Linked DNA regions of Homo sapiens: region 1 is linked to region 2. A link is an interaction called in ENCODE POLR2A ChIA-PET data of the cell type or tissue named here. Cell type or tissue: PC-9. All regions are shown on one strand. Each heading gives the region's core, and the rest is flanking DNA. Links, peaks and the distances in the headings are about the cores only. Region 1 has its middle 53 kb from the start of LINC02073. Region 2 overlaps CA10 (carbonic anhydrase 10).

Region 1 (4,353 bases), core at 1-2,500, 220 kb before region 2:
CGAGTCACATTATACGTAATAGAATAATAGAGTCTGAAGTAGATACTATTTTCCCCTAAAAGAGATTGTTCTTTCCACCATCAGGTAGCTAGGGCAAGGATTGGTTTCCTTTATCTACTTAGAAGTTGAGCTGGTTTGGGGCTTATTTGTTGCTTAATTTGCTAAAGCACCCCTAGTTTTAAACATCTTGATAGTAATCAAGTCCCTCCCTGTGGCAGAGCTTTGGAATATAAATACTGACATACCTCATAGATATTGCAAGTTTGGTTCCAGACTACTGCAATAAAGTGAATATCACGGAACTGTAATAAGTAGATATTCATCATAAGTGGTTTGAAACACTTTCTTCATTTTCTATTTACGGTAACATTAAGAATCGGAATTTAACAGCAGTGCCTTCTCAACACTCTATGGGTGAGATCTCTCTCCTTGAACTGTTTCCAAGACCCACACAGACCTGGAGAGCAGCCTAGTTCCAGTTCCTTTTATGAGGTGCACACAGAAGAGGGCGAGTCCACCATCAGGCTCTGCCATTGCTGCTGCTTCTTCATGTAACCTGCCTGTTTTATATCTGGTTGGTTGGCAATGATGTCATCCAATTACAGCCTTTCTGTTCTCCTTTTGGGTACCGAGAGTTGGTATGTCTAGATTCTCTAACAGAGACTTTACAAATAAACAAGTTCACAATAGAAAGATTATAGAACTCACAGGCATCCATTGACTTCCCTTTTGTAATTGGTGTGAATTAACAGGTTTTTTGGTCTTCTAGAGAATCTTTACCAAGTCCACAAAGGGTAGAAGTATTGTCATATGGCAGAGAGCCAAGGCTTCATCAAAAGCTCCTGTATTGTGATTAACTAAGTGTTGTCTCGATTCTAACTAGACTTAAATTCCTTGAAGGCAGGGACTGTGTTTAGTTCCCTCTTATATTCCCTGTGCTTGGCCCAGAACAGGGACTCAGTAAATATTTATTAAGTGAATTGGGAAGAGGCTAATTTTACTTTCTAGGAATAGCAATGCATATGAAATACAGGTACCAACAGTTTTGTAAAACACATAAAGTGAAAGGCCCAGACTGAGAGAGCAGCTAAAGGAATGGACCAAGAGGCTTATGCATCCCGCAAGAATTATTGTGCATGGAGATTATTGTGCATGGATTTTCTGACTTGAGGAACTAATTCTATGCACAGACATATTTCAAAAAAGATAAAACTGCCAAGATAATGACTGGTACATTATGGAGACATTTTCTAAGCCATTATATGTTTCTAGGAAATTATCTATAGTAACTAGAGAACCAGACATGAATCTGCACTAATTTGGCCAAAAAGCAGGAAATATCGAGGACACCGTGTTATCCTGGGAGAAATCTTGAGTGTCTGTTTACTAAAATAGTTTTGAATGTATTAGATGCTCTGGATGAAACCAAAAGGCTAAGTGGGATAAATATGTGAAGGCCTAAATTCCTCCTTAAAATGGAATCAAGAATGATACAGCCAGAGAGAGTGTGTTATGGTCTTAACAAGGCAGCTGCTGACTTCATTGCCCCTTTGCAGATGTTGTCAGCCCTGGGTGCACGCCGACTGGGGAGGGGAGTATAGGTGATTACAAAGCTTTAAGCTATTCATTTTTTTCCTGTTTTGTGCTGTAATATTTATTTTATTCATTATTATTTTATTTTATTTTAGATTCAAGGGGTACATGGGCATGTTTGTTACATGGGTATATTGCATAATGTTGGGGATTGGTCATCTAAGTTACCCATATTATTTTTACTTTACTGACATTATTTTATACATAAAAGATTCAATAGAAGAAACTTATTGCTCTCTGAATTTCCCAAGAAATTATTATTTATTTTATTTTATGATTATTACCAAAATAATTCTGTTATAGAGGAGGGGGGTATTATAAAATAATTTGTCCCAGGTGTCAAATATGCTAAGCACGCCCCCTATCAGAGGCCATGGAATTTCTGCCCAAGTTGTGAGAAAATGGTGAAAAGGAGGGCTATTTCTCCGAAGAGAGATGAGAACTTTTGCAGTTCGGTGCGTCTCTGGTAGTTAAGGTTAAGTCCATCACGTTAGAAGATTTTATCTTCCCCAGGTAATAATGTGTGTGTGTGTGTGTACTCAGATGGTTGATGGCCAATATCACAAAAAGGTGTGGTCTTCAAGATGATGAAGAGTTGTGCTGTTTATTTTTTAAGGGTATAACACAAAAAGGAAAAATGAGTAAGTGAATAAATAAAATGACTGAACAGTCACTGTGAATTCTGGGAGCTCTTCAGCGTTGTAAGCCGGGTTGTGTCACCATATGACTCTCTCTGCCTCAAGAGGGAGCTATTTTCAGAGTTCAGTCCAGGCAGGAAGCGAGTCCACCCACGAAGGCACCACCCTGTCACCTGAGTACGTGGAAGGCAATCACGGGCAAGAGTCATTGTCAGCACTGAGTCCTCATGTTAGAGAGACGGAGGGCGGCAACATCACAGACACGGCCGCCGTGTAGCACAGGGGGCTGCGGAAAGCAAAACCTTTTGCAACTGCCGGTGAATAAAAACCTAATACAAGTGATGGTCGAGATGTGTCTTTGCTAGTTAACGTATGTCTCAAGAGCAACAGGAATCCCCACCATTCTAGCAATTACTTTTCCTTGTGAGTATAACTGAAAAATTTAAGTGACTCTTACAAAAATGACTTACTGCTCACCCAATGAGCAATTTTTATTTTACACTGGCTATAAAATGTCCTGAAGCCATTTTACAAATTGCCTTTATTGTTATTATATAGAATGCATAGTGGAGTCTATTAGATTATAGATGCCAAATGTGACATTCCACCCTGAAATGTTTAATTCTCTGATAAGAACCATTACTTTCTGAGACATCTTCACTTTTTCTTCATTTTTATCATCAGCACCAGCAGCTGATTTTCTTTTTGGGAGCCACTTTGCACACAGAAACGAAATTTCAGTTACTTCATAAAACTTATGGTGTACATGGCAACAAGGAGAGAATGACCGATTCATGTCGAAATGCAGATTTGGGAATCCAAGCAGGTTTACTCACTAGTTAAGTTGATAACTTGGCTCAGACCACTGATCTTGTAGAATATAGGATTGAAATTTGTGCCTCAAAAAACAAAACAAAACAAACTGCAAAATAGTAGATGCCCTAGGCCTTCAGTGCCATTCAAGCGTGGTCAAAACTATAAGTGTTAAACCCAAAAGGGCTTGCAGTTTGACAAGTCTTCTGGAACTTAAAAATTGTATGTTGAATGGCTGCAAAGGCAGAGGATAAGTCAAAAGTAGCATTTGCTAAGAGCAACCTAACTATAAACAAAAGGATTTAGGACAGATAAGAACACTTGTGAGTGTGCTGGTGGGGAGTCACCAGGTTTGTACGGTGTGGGAAATGGGTGACTCAGGACGAGAATCCCCCACACATTCTCTGTTGTTTGTTGTGTATTGACAAGCAGAGTAATCCAGATGGTGTCCTTACCATGGAGAAGGAAGGTTGTTGACATTCTTAAGGAATTATTTTGTTGCCTTCATAAAGTTTCAAGGTTACAGAATGTTGGTCAAAAGTACAAAGTTTCGGTTAGGAGGAATAAGTTCTATTGCATGGCATGGGAACTATAGTTAGCAATAATGTATTCTCAGAACGTAAAGTAAAATTTAAAAAAAATATATTTTAAAATTGCTTAAAAAGTAGATTTTAAATGTTTGCGCCAGACCAAAAAAATGTGAAGTGGTAGATATGTTAATTAGCTTGATTTAATCTTTCCACAATGTATATATATATATATATCAAAACATTGCATTGTTCCCCATAGATATATACAATTATTATTTGTCAGTTAAAAATAACATTTAAAAAAGAATGTCTTTAGGTATTCTATGCGGATAGCCAAACTGGATGAATCTGAAATAATTGTTATGGCCAATATTCTGATCCATATCAGGAGCAAGTAAGAGGGTCCTCCTCTTTTTGCAGAATTTGGCTTCAGGGAGGTTTTGTTTTTCCTTTCCTCTCTGGGAGGCCTACCTATTACATACACCCTCCCAGCGGCATGTAGGGTGGAAACACTGAGAATAAGTTCTATTTGCGTACTTGTTTGACTTGCTTCAAGAAATTAAAATATCTGGGGATCTAAAGTTACACTGCAGCTCAGAGATTATTTATATAACAACAGGTTCCTTTAAAAATCATCACTCAGTGTACTTAAATAAGTTTGGGGCCAGGTGCGGTGGCTCACGCCTGTATCCCCAGCGCTTTGGGAGGCAAAAATAGGAGGATTGCTTGAGCCAAGGAGTTTGAGACCAGCCTGGGAAACATGGTGAGACCTCTGTCTC
Region 2 (12,922 bases), core at 4,277-6,776:
CTCTTTCTGTGGACCTTGTAGTCACCATGTGTACCTCCGGCCACCCCATCCTGCCCTGGGTCTTGTCCTCAGGTTGGCACCTTACCCAGATGTCACAAATGCTTCTCAGAACCTGCCAACCAGACTACAGAATCAGACCCCTACCATGTGAGAGTCAGAAGGGATCCTAAAAATCATTCATTTGTTCACTTTACAATATATTTCTTGAGTCAGAAGGGATCCTAAAAATCATTCATTTGTTCACTTTACAATATATTTCTTGAGCACCTATTATGTGCCAGGCATTGTGAGTTTCCTATTCTATTCCCTTTGAACCTCACAGCACTGTGCAAGATAGATATTATGGTCTCTGCATTCCAGATGAGAGCACAGAGGCCCAGAGCAGTTGGGAGACTTGCTGTGACTACTCAGCTAGCTGGCGGTAGACCCAGATTCAGATCCAGCATTGCCTGGATCTGGAGCCCTTTATATGACCTTGCCTTGAACTACTGGGCCTCTGCTTTTCAATCACTCTCATCCTTGGTGGCACACAAGATAGCCAATAGAAGGCTGGTGACAGGTCATTCTTATTCTCAGGCTTGTAGAAAATTTTGTATACTAGTTGACATTTTCTCTTTTACAGAGAATCTTTACCTTTATAAATCACTTTCATGAAGGCAGAGGAGGTGCTGTGTGATGGTGGCTTCCACCTGGACCCCAGACTCCCTCTCCGCCTTTCTCTGCCTGGGGAGACCCACTGTGTGCATGGCACTCACTGACTCCCATACCTCTGGCTATCAAAGGTTTCTGCCATGGCCACCCTGGAAGGAAACCAGAGGGAGGTAGACAGGGAGATCAGGTCCCTTCTACTCTGGTTCCTGCTCTGTGAAATTGTCTCAGGCTGGCTGTGTCCAGAGGGTCCCTGGTTCTCTCAGGGATGCCAAATCTACAAGAATCTCTCCTCTTCCAGTTCCTATAACCTCTCCTTCCTTTTGTCTCTTTAGACCTTGGAGTAGTAGCAGCCAGGTTCTTTCTATCTCTGGGTTAGTGCATTATCTCTGGTGGCTCCCTTACCCAGGACTTTGGGAATGGTCTTTTTGTAATACATTCTCCTCAAATAATTCAATTTTGAGTGTTCTGTATGTATCCTGCTGGGAGGTTGTTATATACAAATCACTGTGCCCGTTTAGCAGAGAAGGAGACTGAAGCTCAGGGAGGTTAAGTGTCTTTCTCTAGGTCGTATTGTGGAGAAAGTGGCTGACTGGGGACTTGAATGAGGTCCCTAGTTTCATGCTCGGAGGGCAAAGAGGAATGTCCAATTGGCCTGAGATAAGCCTCTGGTAAAATGTACTGTACATAATAGGTAATCAATAAATGTTGGCTGATGACAAACATGTTTTCTTTGTTCATTAGTTATAGTGATTATGTTCTAAATAACTCCAACAAGGAAGTCAGCACATTTGGAATATCATTATCTTTCCATGATAATATCTTTCCATGGAAAGATAATGATATTCCAAACTGGGAGTGTCCCTAGCAGATCTGAGTCTGTGTATTGGCCCTGGGGTGGGCCAGCCCCTTAGACTCTATGGTCTCATTCTCTTTGTTTACAAAATTGAGATAAGGCCTTATTCTCTCCCCACCCCACCCATCCATATTGTTTTGAGAATAAAATGAGAGGATGTGTGTCAAGGGTGTATTTTGGCAATAGTCTCTGAGCCATTTTCTGAGCACCTCCATACTGTTGACACTCAAGTAATATTTCATCAGCATTCCATTCAGGGTCCTCCCTTAATGAGGTGTGCGATGTACAAGAGTCGTGAGGTGGCAAAGGATGGGCTCCTGAGGAAACACTTAGGAAACTGGGCTTTCTGCCATTAAAAGAGACAAACCTTTGTGGTGACCTAATTAAAGTTTTTAAAATTCAATTTGGAAAGTTAGCAAGCTAGGCTCCTTTCCAGGAAAAATAAGGAGTCAGTGCATGACCTAACCGGTCCCGGGCTGCTTGCCATTCCAAACAACTGCAGTAAGTTTATCACCTTCTTTCAGGGACTGAGGTTTCCAGGCACAGACTTGGATAAGAAGGATGTCCTATGGGGTCACATTGATGCTGTGGCCCAAGAGAGGTTGCCATGACTCGAGAAAGGTTATGAAGTATGGTTTTCACTAAAGGAAAACTGATCTCTTTCGATTGTTTCTATGGAAGCTTGTGGATTATAAAACAGTATCCTTTCAAATCCATCCATCCATGTACTAACCCATCTATCCGTCCATCCATTCATCCATCCATCAATGCATGCATGCATCTATCATTCATTCATTCATCCATCCATCTATCCACCTATTCTTCCGGCCATTTATTTATCCATCCAACATATACTGAGTTGCTACTCCCACCAAACACTGGAGATTCTATACTAAATATGACATAACCAATACTTTGAAAGAGCCCAGGCTTCATGTAAAAGCACACAATTGAAACAATGGTTACAAGCACAAGGCGTTAAGTCAAAAGACCTTGGTTTGAGAGTTGACTTTGTAATTTAAGTGGCCCTGTGGTCTTGGGCAAGTGTTTCTCTCTAGGCCACATTTTTCATCCGTAAAATAATGTAGCTGAACTCAAGGAATGCTCTCTAAGATCTCTTCATGGTCAGATATGCTAAGATTCTCTGTCCAGGCAAATTCAGGGCAAGATGAGATCATCATGTGAGTGCAGACAGTGCAATAATCTAGTCAGTGGTCTCCTCTGTCCACCTTGCCCATCCACTCTATCTTCTACAGTGTAGGCAGAGTCATCTTTTCAAAAGAAAATCTATCACAGCTGGGTGTGATGGCTCACGCCTGTAATCCCAGCACTTTGGGAGGCGACAGTGGTGGATCACCTAAGGTCAGGAGTTCAAGACCAGCCTGGCCAACATGGCAAAACCCCATCTCTGCTAAAAATACAAAAATTAGCCGGGTGTGATGGCATGCACCTGTAATCCCAGCTATCAGGGAGGCTGAGGCAGGAGAATCGCTTGAAGCTGGGAGGTGGAGGTGGAGGTTGCAGTGAGCCAGGATCACGCCATTCCACTCCAGCCTGGGTGACAGAGCGACTCTGTCTAAAAAAAAAAAAAAGAAAAAGAAAAAAGAAAAGAAAATCTATCACATCTTTTTTTTCATTCATCCCTGCAGTGGTGGATTCTATTCCTCTTCGGCTAAAGATCAACATTCTTAAGGAAGGTCTTCGCAGCTCTTCCCAGTTCTCCAGCTCATTTTGTATTAAGCCTTGACTTGCTATCTTTGCTCCTTAAACTTGCTATGTTCCCTCTTATTACAAGGCTTCCGTGTGGCCCACTTGTACCTTTCCCCATCTTCTATCCTGGGAGAACTGCTCATCCTTCAGATAGCAGCCTACTCACCATTTCTTCAGGGACACTTTCTCTCACCTCCCAGGTGAGGCCTGGCTTCTATATATACACATAGATCAATGTTTCTTCCTTTTAGAGCACAAACCCCAACCCTGAACCATAGCAGAGGGGATCCTTAGTTTAACATCTGGCTGCCCCACCAGCTTACCACCCTCTTGGGAGAAGGAACTGGGTCTAGTTTGCTCACTACTGCACTCCCTAAAACAGTGCTTGGCACATACAGGGCCCCCAGCAAGCATTCGTCTGAACAAACATGGAGAATATGGTGAGTGCCCTAGGCTGACAAATATAAATTCCTCATACCCGGAGATGAGGACAGGAAATAGCATCCTTATTGGGGTAATTCACTTGAAAAAAAAAATGCCTCAAAAGAAATCCACCCATATGTTGTAAACTCACTGCTCATAAGAGCAAGGTGCTCTCTAAACCCCATCAGGTAGCCCACAGTGTCTCTCAAACCTTAAGGGGGAGGACCCTTTTGAACCAAAATGGATGCAACAATAGCTGTGAAGCCACTGCTGAGCTGCTGACGGAGGGTAGAGGTGACAGGTAGAGATGGAAAAAACAAAAGGCCAGAGAGACAGAATTTGACCAGGGGTCTCTGCCACTGTGCAAGGTAGGGGTAGTTTTTTTCAGTCTAGAATATTGGTTAAGTAGTTGAAAAAGCCCTAGAGGAAAAAGAACAATCCATAATTGTTCCTGAGTGTGGTTAAAAAGCATTTTGAGTAGGAATCTGTGTAGCGCAGTGGTTGAGGGAATGTCAGACAGGTCTGGTTGAAGTCATAGTTCCAGCACCGAGTAGCTGCGCAGTGCTGGGCAAATCACTTTGCTCTGAGCCTCAATTTCCTTATTTATGGGGATAATGGTATGTTTACCATTGGGCTGTTGGAAGAAGAAACGGAGGATGTAAGCTCATGCTTAACACAAGGCCTGGCCTACACTCAGTGCTCTTAAGTGAAAGCTGTTGTCAGTGAGATGAATTACTTTGTCATAATTCTCTGCTCACCTAACTGTCCATCTGGTCTGCATTTGATTCCTGAGTAAAGCCATTTGCCAGAAATGAGCTCTCATGGAAACTGTACATTTCTGTGGCTCTAAACCTTGACTCCTCTCTTTTTCTCCATAGCATACCAAGTCTAGCAGTAATTTGTGTTGGCTCTCCTTTCAAAATGCATGCAGAATCCAGTTGCTTCTCTCTCCTTTTGCTGCCACTGCCCTGGTTCAAGCTATCAGCATCTCTTTCCCAGAGGACTGTAGTGGCCTCCTAATAGGCCTGCCTGCCGGGGCCTTTGCCCCCTATGGTCTTCTCTTGGCTAACAGCCAGAAAAAACCTGCTAAAAGCTAAATCAGATCATACCACTCCCCTGCTTGAAGATGTCTGATGGCCCCATCACACTTAGAAGAAAATCCATATCCAGATCCAGTCCCCCAAAACCTTCAGGATTCCACATTAGCCAACTTTTTTGATCCTATGCACTCTCTCCTAACACATAGGTTCCAGCTACAGTGGTCTTGCCACACACCAGGCACACTCCTGCCTGAGGGCCGGAAACCTCTCTACCTAGAAACTTGCAAGCTGGCCTTTCCATCTCCTTTAGGTCTTTGTTCATATGTCACATTCTAGCTGAGGCCTTCCCTGACTGCCTTATTTAACACTGCAATCCCCACCCCACACTGGACGCCTTTTCCTATAACTCATCCCCTACTTTATTTTACCCACAGCGCTTGTCACTATTTGATCCTTATATATTTTACATATTTGTCTATTATCTGTCTCTCCCACTAAGTTCCATTACAAAAGAGTTTTTGTTCTTTTTTTGTTCCCTGTTGTTCCTCGGTGCCTAGATTCTCATAGAAGCAATGTGCTAGGTGCTTAATAAATATTTATCATGTGAATGAATGGTCAGCCCACTTCTTGGGGTGAAGCCTTATGTGTATGCTCAGAAACTGTCCTGGCTTATAAGGTTAGTGTGGGCCAGGCTCCCCGAGCATTCTTTTTATAGAGATTCTGCTAAAATCAAATTTCTGAATCCTCTGGACTGCAGAGTCAGTCTGGCACCTTAGATGTCCCTGATACCCAGCCTAAGCTTTAGGCACTGTGACACATACTTTTAAAGGTGGAGAATGAGTCAGAATCTGATAAGGTATAAATATTTGGTTACTCACCTCCTGAAGGTGAATTAGCTCTCACAGGTTGCCAGAAATATCTCTCGGTTCCCTGAAGCTGAAACACACTTGCTGATGTGCATTAATAGCCAAAATGGTAGGAAATGGCAGAGTCTGCCATTATTCATCCACTTACCAGGGGAGGAAAGAAGATAAATTTATTGTATATGAATGAATTAACACAGGCATTGTGCCTGTTGAGCAGGTGTGCAGGGAAGGAAAGTGGATGAATATGTGTGTGTGTGTGTGTGTGTGTGTGTGTGTGTTTCTCATGTTCCTATCCTTAATCAAGAAAATGGAATCCCTTCTGGAAGACCTCATGACCACATTTGAAGCTCTACCATTTTTCTGTTTTGGAGAATAGTGGTTTGGGTTTTATAGAAAAACTGGAGGCAGCTCTGAGTAAGAGAAACATGGTGGTGGTGATTTCCCAGAACTCATCGGGCTTCTCCAAGTTGGGACACATGTTGGTCAAAGGATGAGCTGCTGGCAATTCATGATGAAGACACTGGAGTGGATAAGACACTCATGGAGACACTTAAAGCAGGACACCAACCTAGGAAGGATCTGGAAGTAGAAGTGAGTGGAAGATGGCACTAAAAGTGGAAGAAAATCATGAAAGACGTGATCTGTCCTTGCTGCTTCAGTGATTACAAGTGGGCTCCAGCAGTCCTTCCAATCAGATTCTATTATTGAAGACCAGTGTATTATTTAAATGCTTCTCTCAGGAGCTTCGAAAGGAGGCAGAGCGAATAGAGAGGGAAAGAAAAGAGCTCTCATGCCTCCACTGTGGCTTGGCACTGGGTGGGTAGGGCACAGGTGCTGGATGGCAAAGCATTGGCTTGCTGCTCTGATGGCCATGCTGATGGGACACAGGGAAGGAGAGGCACTGAACACTTAGACTTTCACAGAATTTTCAATATCAATATGCAACTTGTGATAGGTTGTAGTTAAATAAATTTGTTGTTGTTTATTAAAACTTTTTGCATCCTCATGTTGAGGAACTCAAAGTAGAAAATAATGTCTGTAGAGAAAGTATACTTTTCCCCAGGTGTGCTGAGTGGCAGCTCTTATCCAGTGACGTATACTATCAAAAATACCAACTTGGACTCTGTGATGGTTAATGTTGAGTGTCAACTTGATTGCATGGAAGGATGCAAAGTATTTTTCCTGGGCATGGCTGTGAGGGTGTTGCCAAAGGAGATTAACATTTGAGCCAGTGGGAGAAGGAGACCCACCCTCAATATGAGTGGGCTCCATCTAATCAGCTGCCAGTGCAGGTAGAATAAAGCAGGCAGAAGAACGTGGAAGGACTAGACTTGCTGAGTCTTCCGATCCTCATCCTTCTCCTGGGCTAGATGCTTCCTGCCCTTGAACGGCAGACTCCAAGTTCTTCAGCTTTTGGACTCTTGGACCTATACCAGTGGTTTGCCAGGGGCCCTTGGGCCTTCAGCCACAGACTGAAAGCTGCACTCTGTCATCTTCCCAACTTCTGAGATTTGGGGACTGGGACTGGCTTCCCTGCTCCTCAGGTTGCAGACGGTCTATTGTGGGACTTCACCTTGTGATTGTGTGAGTCAGTACTCCTTAATAAACTCTCCTTCATATATACACCTATCCTATTAGTTCTGTCCCTTCAGAGAACCCTGACTAATACAGATTCTGAGGGCAGAAACTCATTCATTCATCTATTCATTCATATATCCATCTATTCATTTACTTGCTCATCTAGCAAATATATTTTGAGCACTTACTATGTATCGGGCAGATGTCCTGATACAGAAGTCAACAAGATGAACAAATCCCTCTCTTGAAGCTTGAATTACAGTGGGGAAGACAATAAATAAAAAATAGAAAAGATAACTTCAGAGAGTGAAGAGTACTGTAGAGATAATAAAATCAGTGAGTGATGTAGAGAGCTCTGGGGGCTTAGAGTTCAGGCTACTTCAGATAAGATGATTAGGGAATGCTTCTCTGGGAAGGGATCTTGGTGCTGAGACCTGAACAATGGGAGGACCCAGCCACATGAAGATTTAAAGTGATGACTCACAACCTTTGAAGTGCATTCATATCACCTGGGAGTTTTTAAAAATAGATGGTGGACCCCACCTCCAGAGGTGGAAATTTAATTGACCTCAAGGTAAGGCTTAAAATTATTCTAATGTGCAGCCAGGGTTGCAAAGCAACCTAGACTAGAAGTGGAACTTACTAGACAGAATAGCATATGCAAATGTCCTCAGGTAGGGAATGGCTTGGAGTGTTCCCCAGGCAGAAAGAAGGTAGGTATGACTGAATTAGATGGAGGTAAGAAACAAATTTGGGGAGGGAGTCAGGGATTATATTCGCTTAGGTGAGCTGGTGAGCATGTCACAGATCTAGAGCTGGGCCCCACAGTACACAGAAGTACACAGAAAACAAGAGCTCCTTGCTGCGTGCAGTGGCATTGTCTTGTGAGGAGCCAGGGAGTTGGAATGGGTGGTAGGGAGAAACCCCATACATTTCACTTCTTCAGTGTCATCACACAGCAAACTAATCTGAACTGCAGAATTTCTCTGGTGATCAGCTGCCTGTTTTCCTGGGGTGATCCATCTATGAAAAGTTTCCAAATTGTGTTAAAACTGCCAGTTTCTCGACAAACAGCACGGAGTGTACTTTCCAGGGAGAAAAGTTCAATAATTAAAATGAGTCAGCACTGAAGAACTGGAGGGCGGTTTGATCTAGTTTAGCAGCCGACGTTTTCTTAGCAGAAAAATGCAATATCCATAATACATAATTTTGTGCTGAACAGAAGTCAACTAGAACAGAATTGTCTCAGGAGGGACCAAAGTCAGCTTGCCAGAAAATCTTTTTGAAGGCAGCAGAAAACCTGGTCTTCAAAAGCTGAAGTTGGGGAGTGGCTGAGGGGCCATGTCTCAGGTGCCTACAGGCTGGAGGAGCTCCCTGAGCTGTTTTGACAGGGACTCCCCTCTTGCTCTCTCCAGAGCAATTTTAAAGGGCAGATAAACACAACACCCAGGTTGTCTGAACACCTGGAGTTCAGAAGCCTGACTTCTCACCACCAGCAGAAAGACCTACTTAATATTGGGCAGCTCTTATTCTAGGGACTAAGTTTGCCTTTGCCTGGGGTGTTACCACAGGAGGTGGGAGTTTGGGGGTAATTTTTTGTTTTTCTGAGAAAAGAAGAGTGATTAAAGGAGAAAATCATTTCCTCTGGGTGGTAAGGGTCCCTGCAAAACATCCCCCGACTGAGCTTCCAGGAAGAGTGAAAACTGCCAAACCTGAAAGTGGTTTGGCTTGGAGTCTAAGTCCCCACCAGAGGTTGCAAGTCCTCCCTGTGCCTGCAGCACAGTCTCTTCCTGGGGCTGGCTCCGCGATTTCAAAAACATAGACAAATTGGCTCTCTTCTGGCCTCCTGAAGTTCATGCAATCATGGGACCAACTAAATTTGTGTTAGATTATGCCAAAGACTGAACAACATTTTGCTTTTTTTTTTTTTTTTTTTTTTTGCTTCACTGACAATAGTCCAAGAGAGGAAGCCTTCAATTAGAGTAGCAGAAAATGCTGATTAGAATCAATCAACACCTCTAGAAGTTTAAACACTTAAGTTAATTAAATGGTTCAGTAAACTTGAAGCGAAACTTGCAAACAGAAAACGCGACGTATAAAAGGATGCTTAGATTTTTAAAAAACAGATAATTATCCAACAAGCTCAACATCAACCTCACCAAAGGCTCTGTGAAAATGATTAGGCAGGCAGCGCATTAATTTTCAATGCAACTCACACTTAGGTTCATATCACTACTCAAAAGCAAAAACTCATGACTCCTATCAGCGGGTGTGTTGTTCTGGTTTCGAGATATACTATTAGGAAACTGGCAATGCACCTGTTGTATTTTAGTAGTCCTGAATATTTTAAGAGATCACTGTTTCCTTACCCTCAGTACAAACAAAATCCTGCAAAGACAGATCTTTCCTGCAAAGCAAAATCTTGCTGGTTTTGTTTAATTTTAGGAGAAGGCCCAATCTGAATGAGTGAAAACATGAAACACAGATTTTTTTTCAGACACTAAAAATTTGTAACTCTTCTGCTGCAAAATAAAGTCAAACTAGATGTCTTCTGTTGGGTTCCTTTAGACACAGCCTGCGATGGAGAGTCTAGTTCAAGTGTTTTCCTGAGGATATGGTCCCCAGAAAAGGGGAAGGAGGAAAGCGGGACAGAGCTGAAACAAATATCTAAGCAAAGCTTTTGATTTGCCTGCAGATTGTTTCAGTCTGAGCCCATAGGAGGGCGCTGGAGTATGAATCTCACAACAAAATTAGTTCCACCTGAGACAAGAAGATCAGCCTCTGATGCCCCTTGGCATGTATCTATTAGTCATGGGCCGTGGGCTTCTGCTGGGGGTGAGGTGGGAATGTGGTAGCCTGTTGAGCAGTTAGCAGAGGGCAGTCCCCCAGGAAAAGCGGTGGCTGTGAGGTGTAATCAGACAAAGTCACAGCTGCTGGGGGAGAGGGGCAGCGGCTACCGATGGGATCTGGGCAGGAGGTCTACATGACTGGACCAAGGAACTTCTGCCTCATAGAGATTGTTGAGTGATCTTAGGCAAGACAAAAGTTGTCTTTGATAAACAAGCCTATTCTAAAGTGAGAGCTACCCCAGGCTCCAGACACTATCTTGTTCACCTCTGAACATAATGGGTCATCAACAAATGTGTGTTAAGTGAATAGCAAACAGATCACTTGCAGTGTCCACTGAATATGATGCAGCTTCCATGCCCTTTCTACGCATTTCACAAACACCCACTGAAGATGAAGCAATAACTTGCTACTTGAGGTTCAGTCCCATCAGAAGACATGGGTTGAGCCCTTGTGTAGTTTTTCATTAGTAATGATGCCTTGTACCTCAGTTGTCCAATCTTTAAAATAGGGAAAAATCACAACATGACAGGGCTTTTGTGAGGATTAGGAGAAATAGCACATGAATATACTTAGTAATTTAGCTTTTTCTCATAAAATGTTTTTCTTTGGAAAAATTTCAGAAAAGCTGAAGTGCAGGAATAGAGACATTTAAAGCTAAAGGATTAGAAGCCTCTGATAATAAAAATTTGCTCTGTAAAGATAAAGCAATACTAGAACTGTGCTGTAAAGTCAATAGGCACCGGGGATTGATATTGATCTACAGAATACACTTGTAGGAATGAAGCTACTCCATAAAGCCAGGCACATTGAGAATGAGCATCTCATTGTTTTATCTCCCAATATAGTGTGCAGGTCAGGCTCTGAACTCTTCTTAACTAGAAAGATAGTGAGTTGCAAATAAAACAGGTGTTGGCCATTAATGAGGTCTCTACGCACAACACTTACTATACTACCTCTCAGACTATGTGGAGTGGTTTCTTCTTTTGGGGGTTTGCCAAAAACAAAGTAACATTGCCTACGACCTTCCTTCCATAAAGGCAGGAGGAGGGTGAGTGTCTTTGTCTGCACAGGACACACAGCTGCAAGAACTCTGTGACTTGGTGTTCCCACTGTCTGATTATCTGTTGTGTCCTCCACAGATCCTCTTTTCTTGCCCCTGCTGGGAAGCTATCTCTGGTTCTAGAGCAGAAGGCCATCACAGAAACTCAGCCAAACAGTAAATTGGAGGTGAGGTTTTCACCAGGACCATGAAGACTTCACTTCTTCAATCGGGTAACTTCCCAAAGAAGTATTTTCCTACTTTAGAGATGTGGAAGGATTGGGAGCTGCTACTCAAGATGATCTTACACATGCACTGAATGGTTTGAGCATCATTCTTATCATTGATTAAGGGGCTGGATCAACGGCTGGACTTCAGGCATGGTCAGAAGGAAAAAGGAGCCTATAATTGGCCATTTCTTGGCTGGGTCATGACCACAGCAAGGGCATAGATGTTTAATAGGCAGTGTAAGGTTACAATTCCAAATATGCATTAACTGAACCCATCAATGATATCTAGCGGGGACAACGGGAGGACTTGAGGACAATTGATGATGGTAAGTCATTTGACAAAAATAGGGCCTGAAAAAATACAAATTTTGGTTCTATATCTTTTGAAAAATATCACTCCTTAGTTGTCACTTAAGCCTAGGACCAAAGGCTAGCTAGCTTCCCTAATCACTAGGCTTACTTACTAGAGCAAAGGGTAGAGTGTGGGTACAGGCATCTGTTGTTATCTTGCCCAGCATATATTTATTTATCCCTCTTCCCTTGGTAACAGCACCCTTCCTTTCCTTTGAATAACTGTGCCTACTGCATTTCCATATGGCCCTGGGGGGCACCAATCCTGGTACCCTGTTCCTGGGTAGGTTCATGACCTTACAGGTTGGCCAGACTCAGTCTCCCAGGAATCTGAATTATAGGTGGAGTGAAATATGAATGGAAGGTGAATGAAGACAAGTCAATTTGATGGCAGTTCTCAGAAAGAATGAATCGGAGATCCCTGGTACTGACCTGATGTTCCTGACCTTCTTGTGGTCCTTGATTCTATGAGTTACTTAGTGTTCTCTCAAATAAACTAATCCTTAAATTAACTAGAGTGGCTTTTCCGTTTCTTATAGTCAAAGAACACTGAGTGCTCCCTGCCATGGTGCCCCTAAGGAGAGAAAGGCCAGTCTCTCTTTCTTTTGCTCTGTCTGTATATGTGTGCATTTGTGCTGGTATAAGCACTGACACCAGTTCCTGAGGCCTCCATAAAAGGTACTTCAGGCCCCTTTTCAATTTGAGAGGCAGGGTGTGATATTATTATATGTTACCATCCATCTCTTTCTTAAAGAGGCAAAGTCTCATAGGGGAACAAGCATAGATTTTGCAATCCAGAAAAAATTGAGTTTGACTGAAAAAACTGAGTTCCGTCATTTGCAATTTATGTAATCTTGGGCAAATTCTGTATCCTTTCACCTTTGTCACCTGTAAAATGGGTACAATAATACCTGTCTTCTCACAGGGGTTTGTGAGATTTAAGGCAGTGTATAAAAAGGGCCAAGTATTGTGACTTGCCCTAGAAAAATAATTTCCTTCCTCCCTCTGGAGCTCTTTGGGAGGTGGGCTGGGGTCCTCATCACTATGGTTATTTTACAAGGTTGGACCTTCTCTAGATACCTGATGAGGCCACATTCAGGTGGGTGGGTAGAGACACACTGGTTTCAAACATGGGAGATATGACTGAGAAGGCGATGATTGCTCTTGCTAAGACAATGGACTTCGGTGGTGATGGGAGAAGCTTAGTTTAGATGCAAGCAAGAATGTGCTCAGATGGAGAGAGAAGAAGGAATTACAGACAAAAGAAATCTGCAGAACACCAATTTTTAAATCTACACCTATGAGGGATGATTTCAGTTTGTGGCCTGAGG

What was found. Peaks named below come from ENCODE experiments on the same cell type or tissue, not always from the same donor. Only the 100,000 strongest peaks of a DNase experiment are listed, where the experiment ranks them.
Region 1: POLR2A ChIA-PET joins it to region 2 with 7 read pairs; 2 of 35 experiments call an interaction of 5 or more read pairs at or near these places.

What each region holds. Positions count from the first base shown.
Region 1 is chr17:51,485,767-51,490,119 of GRCh38, forward strand. No RefSeq gene overlaps it. Among named protein-coding and RNA genes, the nearest start is that of LINC02073, 53 kb to the left of the region's middle. In PC-9, for the core only: a CTCF peak has its summit at 2,353 (motif pointing right); no DNase peak of the experiment used is centred there.
Region 2 is chr17:51,701,884-51,714,805 of GRCh38, forward strand. The region is part of intron 4 of CA10 (carbonic anhydrase 10); the gene reads right to left. Among named protein-coding and RNA genes, the nearest start is that of LINC02073, 270 kb to the left of the region's middle. In PC-9, for the core only: no CTCF peak of the experiment used is centred there; a DNase peak (open chromatin) is centred at 5,528.